2 separate regions of the Homo sapiens genome follow, and region 2 is linked to region 1. A link is an interaction called in ENCODE POLR2A ChIA-PET data of the cell type or tissue named here. Cell type or tissue: GM12878. All regions are shown on one strand. Links, peaks and the distances in the headings refer to the core of each region. The heading gives the core; the rest is flanking DNA.

The links. Peaks named below come from ENCODE experiments on the same cell type or tissue, not always from the same donor. Only the 100,000 strongest peaks of a DNase experiment are listed, where the experiment ranks them.
Region 2: POLR2A ChIA-PET joins it to region 1 with 10 read pairs; 5 of 35 experiments call an interaction of 5 or more read pairs at or near these places.

What each region holds. Positions count from the first base shown.
Region 1 is chr17:42,553,112-42,557,491 of GRCh38, reverse strand. HSD17B1 (hydroxysteroid 17-beta dehydrogenase 1) reads right to left here. Exons shown (of 6, transcript NM_000413.4): 2 at 4,201-4,368; 3 at 3,874-4,053; 4 at 3,605-3,698; 5 at 2,910-3,087; 6 at 2,278-2,823. The coding sequence ends at 2,554. It overlaps HSD17B1-AS1 (HSD17B1 antisense RNA 1), which reads left to right and starts at 2,690. Exons shown (of 1, transcript NR_144402.1): 1 at 2,690-4,380. RefSeq lists enhancers at 995-1,542, 2,358-2,925 and a silencer at 2,549-2,708. In GM12878, for the core only: no CTCF peak of the experiment used is centred there; a DNase peak (open chromatin) is centred at 2,721; H3K4me3 peaks cover 2,005 bases; H3K27ac peaks cover 1,656 bases.
Region 2 is chr17:42,335,859-42,340,238 of GRCh38, reverse strand. STAT3 (signal transducer and activator of transcription 3) reads left to right here. Exons shown (of 24, transcript NM_139276.3): 5 at 830-925; 6 at 1,427-1,508; 7 at 2,382-2,476; 8 at 2,653-2,804. Among named protein-coding and RNA genes, the nearest start is that of STAT5A, 50 kb to the right of the region's middle. RefSeq lists a silencer at 2,386-2,435 and an enhancer at 2,566-2,875. In GM12878, for the core only: no CTCF peak of the experiment used is centred there; a DNase peak (open chromatin) is centred at 2,568; H3K27ac peaks cover 806 bases.

The DNA.
Region 1 (4,380 bases), core at 253-4,252:
AAACTCCTGACCTCAAGCAATAACGTCCGCCTCAGCCTCACAAAGTGCTGTGATTATAGGCATGAGCCATCACGCCCGGCCCTGTCATTTTTAAAAGATCATTTTAAATGCACTGTGCTAATTTTACTGCTGATGGGCAAGAGTGGAATCAAGAAAACTAGTTAGGAGGCTACTGCTGTAATTGAAGGGAAAGATGACAGTGTGCAGTCTCGAATAGGGTGATTTTGGAATATGCTTTGATGAGCAAAGGTAGAGCTGTCAGTATTTGCTGCTGAATTGGTTGAAAGGTGAGAGAGACTGGAGTCAAGGACTACTCCAGGGTTTTTAAAACCAGTATTGGGAAAAATGGAGTTGTCATACAGTAAAGTAGAGAAGACTGGGGGAGGAGCCGGTAGGAGGACTGGAAATGTGGAATTGGGGTTTAGACACATTAAGTTCATTGCATCAGGTGGACGTGTTGTATTGAGTAGGCAGTTGGAGATACAGACCTGGAGTCTGTGGGAGACAGTGGGGTTTCTTTGGTGGGGGGGTCATCGGCATCTAAGTGCTATTCGAAGTCATGGGACTGCAGAAGATTATATTAACAATGTGAATATTCACAAGCTTGAAAAAATGAATGTACGGAAGAGAGGGGGTCACACTTTACCTCTTATTATCCCACCCCCAGGGGTGACCTTGTGAGCCACACCACACAGGTACACACATGCACGCATATGTACACACACTGTCACAGAGGGGCAAAGGGGGTTGGCGAGAGCGGGACTGAGAGCAGATCCCAGGCCTCAGAAACCCATGCCACCTGGGCCCCCTCCCTGTGGCCTTCCTGGATGCTGTAGGGATAGCAGATCTGTCTGGGTCAGCAGGTCAGGGCGACTGGCAGGAGGGGGTGGCTGGGAGGCCTCTTCCTCCAAGAGCAGGGGCAGCACATCATCCAACAGGCAGAGAAGACCCTCATCCGAGGTAGGGGCAGGTCAGGGTGGAGTGCCTGCCTCCTTCCCCCAGTGCCCCACACAAAGCTCCAAGAGCTCCAACAGGCTCCTGTCTGTTTCCACTTCCCAGGCTTTCTGTGGTCATGTCCCTGCCCACTCCAAAGGGCCATCCCCCTCAGCCTTGCCTCCCTCTCAGACCCAGCTGAATCCCTGCCTCGGTACCGCCCCCTCCTGGGGCACTCCTGCCCCCTTCCTCTGCTGCATCCTCACCTAGCCTCCTATCTGTTCACACCTCCCCTGCACCAGACCTCCACAGAAGTTCAGACAGTGGCTCTACAACCCTACTGGCCCCTATCAATGACTCCTGCCCCCCTGGGACCCTCCACTGGGCTCAGGAAAGACGGGCCATTGTAGCAAAGTAGCCAGTCCTGTAGCCCCAGCTGGACCTCCTGGTGAGGCAGCTTGCCAGATGGTGGGGATCGCTCAGTCCTCTGGGGCAGAACAGGGTGAGTGGGGCTGTCTCCCTTTGATTCACTTAGCCCTCTTTCTTCTTTACACATTTGCAAAATGTGACAGTAGTCATATTACTATTCATTCTAATAACAGTCCTTGCTGGCTATTAAACCTCTATACTAGCACTTTCAGGCATTATCTCCACCATTACTAAAACCGATTAGATAGGTATTATTATACCCATTTTACAGATAAGAAAGACTCAGAGGGCCGGTCGCGGTGGCTCATGCCTGTATGCCCAGCAATCTGAGAGGCCGAGGCGGGCGGATCACCTAAGGTCGAGAGTTTGAGACCAGCCTGACCAACATGGAGAAACCCCGTCTCTACCGAACATACAAAATTAGCCGGTATCCCAGCTACTTGGGAGGCTGAGGCAGGAGAATCACTTGAATCTGGGAAGCGGAGATTGTGGTGAGCCGAGATTGCCCCATTGCACTCCAGCCTAGGCAACAAGAGCGAAACTCTGTCTCAGAAAATAAAAAAAAAAGAAAGAAAGAAAGAAAAGAAAGACTGAGAGAAAGCAAGGAACTTGCCTGAGGTCTCATGGCTAATGGGGTCCAAGTCACAACCTGACTCTACCCCAAGCCAATTCCCACCTAACTCCTCCTGCAGATGCCCCTTGGTTATCCAGAGACTGTGTCTGGCCTTTAATATGGACTTGAGGTGTGATCCTGGGCTGGCTTCTTTCTGGACCTTGGTTTCTGAGTTTTTCGGTTGGTTGGTTCATTTGATTAATTGACAGGGTCTCACTCTGTCACCCAGGCTGGAGTGCAGTGGCCCCATCATGCTCACTGCACCCTCCAACTCCTGGGCTCAAGGAATGGTGCCACTGTGCTGATTTTTAAATTTTCTTTATTTTTGTAGAGATGGGGGTCTCACTGTGTTGCTCTGGCTGGTCTCCAACTCCGGGGCTTGAGCGATCCTCCTGCCTCCGCCTCCCAAAGCGCTGGCATTACAGGCGACAGCCATCGCGCCTAGCTGCGCTGGTAAAACTGGCTAACGCGATCTATCTTAATTAGCCACCCACAGCTGCTACCGCCGCCCCATCCCCAGGGACCACACAGACCCAGGGGACAAAGAAGGGCGCGGGAGACAGCGGCTGAGGAAGCCTTTACTGCGGGGCGGCCGGAGGATCGCCGAGCTCAGGGTCCCCCACCGCACCGCGCCCGGCCTCGTCCTCTGCCCCAGGCCCGGCCCCGCCCCCAGCCTCGGCCCCAGCCTCGGCCTTTGCCGGAACGTCGCCGAACACTTCCCGGTGCATGGCGGTGACGTAGTTGGAGCCGCTGGGGTCGTCCAGGCGCATCCGCAGCAGGGGCAGGAAGCGCTCGGTGGTGAAGTAGCGCAGGGTCGGCTTCGGGGCGCGCAAAGCGGTGAGGAAGACCTGCGGCGGCGGGAGGAGAGCTGTGGCCACCGCTGCGCGCCGGAGGACGCACCGCCCCCACTCCTGGAGTCCAGCCCGGCGCTCACCTCCGCCACCTCCTCAGGGTTCTGCGCCGCCTCGCGAAAGACTTGCTTGCTGTGGGCGAGGTATTGGTAGAAGCGGTGGAAGGTGTGGATGTCCGTGCGGTCCAGCACCTCCTCTGGGCTGCCCAACACCTTCTCCATGAAGGCGGTGTGCACTGGGCCGCACTCGATCAGGCTCAAGCTGCTGGCCGGAGAGCAACGAGTGGGAGGGGGCGGACGCCAGCCAGGCCCCAGTCCCAGCCCCAACCCCAGTCCCAGCCCCAACCACGTCCCGGCCCCCGACCGCGAGCAGCACCGCTGCGCTGGGAAGTGAGGCGGAAAGGGCGCTGGGGATAACCAGAACATTTGAAACGCGGGTTCCTGCCGGAGCAGCCCTCCCAAATCCATCTGAGGCTACAAGGGAGCCCTGGTGTCAGGATTCGAATCTAGCGGGGTCCCTGGCCGCTGTGTGACCTTGGGCCAGTCACCTAACCTCTCTGGGCTGGAGCTTCCCCATAACAATACCAACACTTCAGCAGCTAGGTCAGCAGGTGGCACAATGCGTGCCATGCGCCCAGCCCAAGTGCCTGGCACACAGCTAATGTGAGCCGGGCAGAGAGGGCCAGGGAGATCGCCCCAGAGCGGCTCCCGCAGGACAGGGTGCTCGGCGTCTCTAGGTCAGAGTTAAGAGGGTTCGGGGAACGGGGGTGTTGACTCACTGGACCCCAAAGGGCAGCAGCAGAACCGCCAGACTCTCGCATAAGCCTTCGAGCGCGAACTTGCTGGCGCAATAAACGTCATTGAAAGGCAGCCCTTAGGTGGGGAGACGAGGTTCCTGAGGCGCAGCGGCCAGGGGGTCATCCCCGGGCAGACGGTGCCCCTCCAAGCTGACGGCACCCCACTCCACCCCCCCCGCGGAACCTGCCTTCAAGGCTCAGCTCCGCACACAAAGAATCTGGAGCTGCCGAGGCCACTCCCTACCACTCACCCATCAATCCTCCCACGCTCCCGGTCACCAACACGCGTCCCGAACCGCGCCTCTTCATGTCTGGCAGGAAGGCCTGCAGCATCCGCACAGTCCCTACTACATTCACGTCCAGCACAGAGGCCACGGCGTCCTCCCCCAGCGCCTCCAGCGGCCCCAGCAGGCCCAGGCCTGCGTTACACACTGCGGAGACAAGAGGCCCGACCAGCCCGCCTCAGCATCACCCTCAGCACGGCCTGTCCCCTCGTGCTCCCTGGGCCTGGGAACATGTTGGTTTCAACGCAGGGCGGAGAAGGCTCCTAGGAGCCCATATGCTTCCAGGAGGCTCACCCAGCACGTCCACGCGGCCCTCAGTCACGCGTTCCCGGGCAGCGGCCACGGATTTTGAGTCCCTTACGTCCAGCTGCAACGTCTCCAGGGATCCCGGAGGGCATGCCAGGGCCCGGGCCGCCTCCCACAGCCGGCCCTGTGTTTTCAGGTCCCTCAACGTGGCATACACTGGAGGTTTTG
Region 2 (4,380 bases), core at 293-4,292, 220 kb after region 1:
GATTACAGGCATGCACCACCAAGCTCAGCTAACTTTGTATTTTTAGTAGAGATGGGTTTCTCCGTGTCGGTCAGGCTGGTCTCAAACTCCTGACCTCAGGTAATCTGCCCACCTTGGCCTCCCAAAGTGCTGGGATTACAGGCATCAGCCACCGCACCTGGCACGAACCTGTAATTTTTAAGTTTCATATGCTATTTATTTTTTGTTATTTCTTTAATTCATTCATTCATTTATTCATTCGAGATGGGGCCTCACTATGTTGACTAGGCTAGTTTTGAACTCCTGGCCTCAAGCAGTCCTCCCACTTCAGCCTTCCCAAGTGCTGATATTATAGGTGTGAGCTGCTACATCCAGCCTTCTTTCTTCTTTTTCTTTTTCCATGTGCTATTTGACATTTTCCAAGGTACCAGCCTCCCCTTCTCCCCAAGATAATATCTTTTAATATGGAATTTCATCCCTAGGGCAGGACTTTTTTTTTATTATCCCTCAGAAATATACTGGACACCACGTTTAAGTAGACATCCAACATCTGCTGTCATAAATTGTTTTGAATTTTTTGACATACTTGCCCATGAGGTTTTTGAAGGCATAGACCATGTCTTAGCTGAACATGTGGTCTCTTAGTGCCATAAAGGGGGTTTATGGTATGACCTGTGTAGTGTCACCTGTGTAGTGACAGCACCACTGCCTCTGTTTCCCTTCCTCTTGTGATGGCAGCAGCGTCTCAAGCCAAACAAGAAGGGTAGTTAGGGTGGGATGGAAGCTGGGTAGAGGTATTCCTCTCCCCATAGTTCTGTGTTCACATGTGCATTGACCTCCTTTTTGGCAGCAAGGGGGCCAGGCCAACCACCCCACAGCAGCCGTGGTGACGGAGAAGCAGCAGATGCTGGAGCAGCACCTTCAGGATGTCCGGAAGAGAGTGCAGGTGATGCAAGTTACAAGCCTCGGGCAGGGAGCTTTCATTAATTTTTTTTTTTTTTTTTGAGACAGGGTCTTGCTCTGCCACTCAGGCTGGGCTGCAGTGGCATGATCACAGCTCACTGCAGCCTCGACCTCTCAGGCCCAAGCGATCCTCCTACCTCATCCTCCCAAGTAGCCGGGACCACAGGCATGCACCACCACGCCCAGCTAATTAAAAAAAAAAAATTTGTAGAGATGGGGGTCTCCCTGTGTTGTCCAGGCTGATCATGAACTCCTGGGCTCAAGTGATCCTCCCAACTCAGCCTCTCAAAGTGCTGGCATTACAGGCGTGAGCCACTGCACCTGGCCAACAGGGAGCCTTCTCTTGGGGATACTGCCTGCAGGTCCTGCATGTATCTTTTTTGAGGTTTTGGCTTCATTTGAATTCTCCTCAGAAACTTTATATTTTCTGTTCCCAAGGAAATCTTTCTTTACTTCTGTTTTTTTGTTTGCTTATTTTAAACAGGATCTAGAACAGAAAATGAAAGTGGTAGAGAATCTCCAGGATGACTTTGATTTCAACTATAAAACCCTCAAGAGTCAAGGAGGCAAGTGAATATTAGAGATGTTAAAATCTCTAGAAAGTGAGTTTGTGTTGTTGAGTTGAAAGACTCATTTGTCTTAACTCTGTTTAGATCTTAAGGCGGGCGGGGCGCAAGGGAGGTACGGGTCCTCAAAGGAGCCTGGTCATTAAGGACAGGAGTATTCCCTCAGGTCCAGGAGTATTCCCTCAGGTCCAGGAGTATTCCCTCAGGTCAAGGAGTATTCCCTCAGGTCAAGGAGTATTCCCTCAGGTCCAGGAGTATTCCCTCAGGTCCAGGAGTATTCCCTCAGGTCCAGGAGTATTCCCTCAGGTCCAGGAGTATTCCCTCAGGTCCAGGAGTATTCCCTCAGGTCAAGGAGTATTCCCTCAGGTCCAGGAGTATTCCCTCAGGTCCAGGAGTATTCCCTCAGGTCCAGGAGTATTCCCTCAGGTCCAGGAGTATTCCCTCAGGTCCAGGAGTATTCCCTCAGGTCAAGGAGTATTCCCTCAGGTCCAGGAGTATTCCCTCAGGTCCAGGAGTATTCCCTCAGGTCCAGGAGTATTCCCTCAGGTCAAGGAGTATTCCCTCAGGTCCAGGAGTATTCCCTCAGGTCCAGGAGTATTCCCTCAGGTCCAGGAGTATTCCCTCAGGTCCAGGAGTATTCCCTCAGGTCCAGGAGTATTCCCTCAGGTCCAGGAGTATTCCCTCAGGTCCAGGAGTATTCCCTCAGGTCCAGGAGTATTCCCTCAGGTCAAGGAGTATTCCCTCAGGTCCAGGAGTATTCCCTCAGGTCCAGGAGTATTCCCTCAGGTCCAGGAGTATTCCCTCAGGTCAAGGAGTATTCCCTCAGGTCAAGGAGTATTCCCTCAGGTCAAGGAGTTTTTTCTTCCTTCGCAGACATGCAAGATCTGAATGGAAACAACCAGTCAGTGACCAGGCAGAAGATGCAGCAGCTGGAACAGATGCTCACTGCGCTGGACCAGATGCGGAGAGTAAGGGCATAGGTCGGACCACTTCCCCCATGTGTCTCGCTCACTTGCGGGATTTCAGCGTCTTGTGGCAGAACTTGCTTGGTTTCTAAGAAGTTCCTGCTCTGGAGTTGACTAAAGAATGTGGTTAGAGACAGTCTGAGGAAATGTTTTCTGACTTTGTTTTGGTTTCCAACCAGAGCATCGTGAGTGAGCTGGCGGGGCTTTTGTCAGCGATGGAGTACGTGCAGAAAACTCTCACGGACGAGGAGCTGGCTGACTGGAAGAGGCGGCAACAGATTGCCTGCATTGGAGGCCCGCCCAACATCTGCCTAGATCGGCTAGAAAACTGGTAAAGGATGAAAGAAGCTTTTCCTTTCTTTCTCGAAAGCTAGATTGAATTCTGATCTTAACTGCAGGCCCACAGAATTGGTACTATATCTCCAACGTGGGGACTTTTCCATATTCAAATTTAGCCCAAGAATTAAAGTTTTTACTTTATTTCGGCCAGGCGCTGTGGCTCACACCTGTAATCCCAGCACTTTGGGAGACCAAGATGGGCGGATCACTTGAGGTCAGGAGTTTGAGACCAGCCTGGCCAACATGGTGAAAACACATCTCTACTAAAAACATAAAAAAATTAGCCGGGCGTGGTGGTGCGCACCTGTAGTCCCAGCTACTCTGGGCGGCTGAGGCAGGAGAATCACTTGAACCTGGGATATGGAAGTTGCAGTGAGCGGAGATCTTACTACCGCACACCAACCAGCCTGGGAGACAGAGTGAGACTCCATCTCAAAAAAATAAAAATAAAATAAAGTTTTTACTTTATTTGGAGAAACTTTGTTTTAAAAAATGTATTTATATTATTATATTTTAAGTATATTTTACTTAATAATTCAATTAAGGCTTTTGGTTTAACTGTATTTAACAGATAGACAAACCTTTTAATTTTAGTTATTTTAGTAATCTAAAATGACACATGCCCTTTTTAAGGGAAAAAATTCAAATACAGAAAATTAATCAAGAGAAGAAAAAATTTTTAAATGAAATCATCAGCAGTACTAGTAGTTAAAATTTAGTTGATGCTCAATCTAGACATCTGTCATTATGTATATACACATTATGTATATACACATAAAGATAGAAATTTATACAGTTTATATTAGGATCATTTTTTTTTCTTTTTTTGGAGTCAGGGTCTCACTGTGTTACCCAGTCTAGAGTACAGTTATGCAGTCATGGCTCACTGGAGCCTTGACCTCCTGGGCTCAGGCAGTCTTCCCACCTTAGCCTTCTCAGTAGCTGGGACTACAGGCATGCACCACCACACCTGGCTAATTTTTAAATTTTTTATAGAGACAGGGTCTTACTTTGTTGCCTGGGCTGGTCTCAAATTCCTGGGCTCAAGGGATCATCCCACTTCGGCCTCTCAAAAGCTCTGGAATTATAGATGTGAGCTGCCGTGCCCAGCCCAGGATCTTCCTTTATATGCTTTTCTGTAATTTGCACTTTTACCTTCATCCAGCATATCTTACTGCAACCCTTCCTGTGCAAGGCCCTATAGTGAGCATGTTGCACCAGCTTGCCTTAGGAGAAACTTGAGATACAGAGCCTGCACTGGAAATTTAGCGCAACTCTACATGAGAATGCCTGTCTATTCATATCCTCACTAACCCTGAGTGTTGTTAATTTACTGAAAGCAGTTTTAAATGCTTCCTGACCAGGGAACGAAGAAGCTTAAGTTCTGGGAATGGGAGGATAGAAGTGCCAGAAAAGAGCTCAGGAGTTCAGAAATCCCTGCAGCGGTCCCCCTCCCTCTCCTTTCACTTTCTGTCTTTCTGGTCTTTTGGTCTTTGTTACACTAGTGATAAACCATCAAAGAATGATGGAATGATGCTAACTTCTCTCTTTTTTTAATTTTTTTGAGA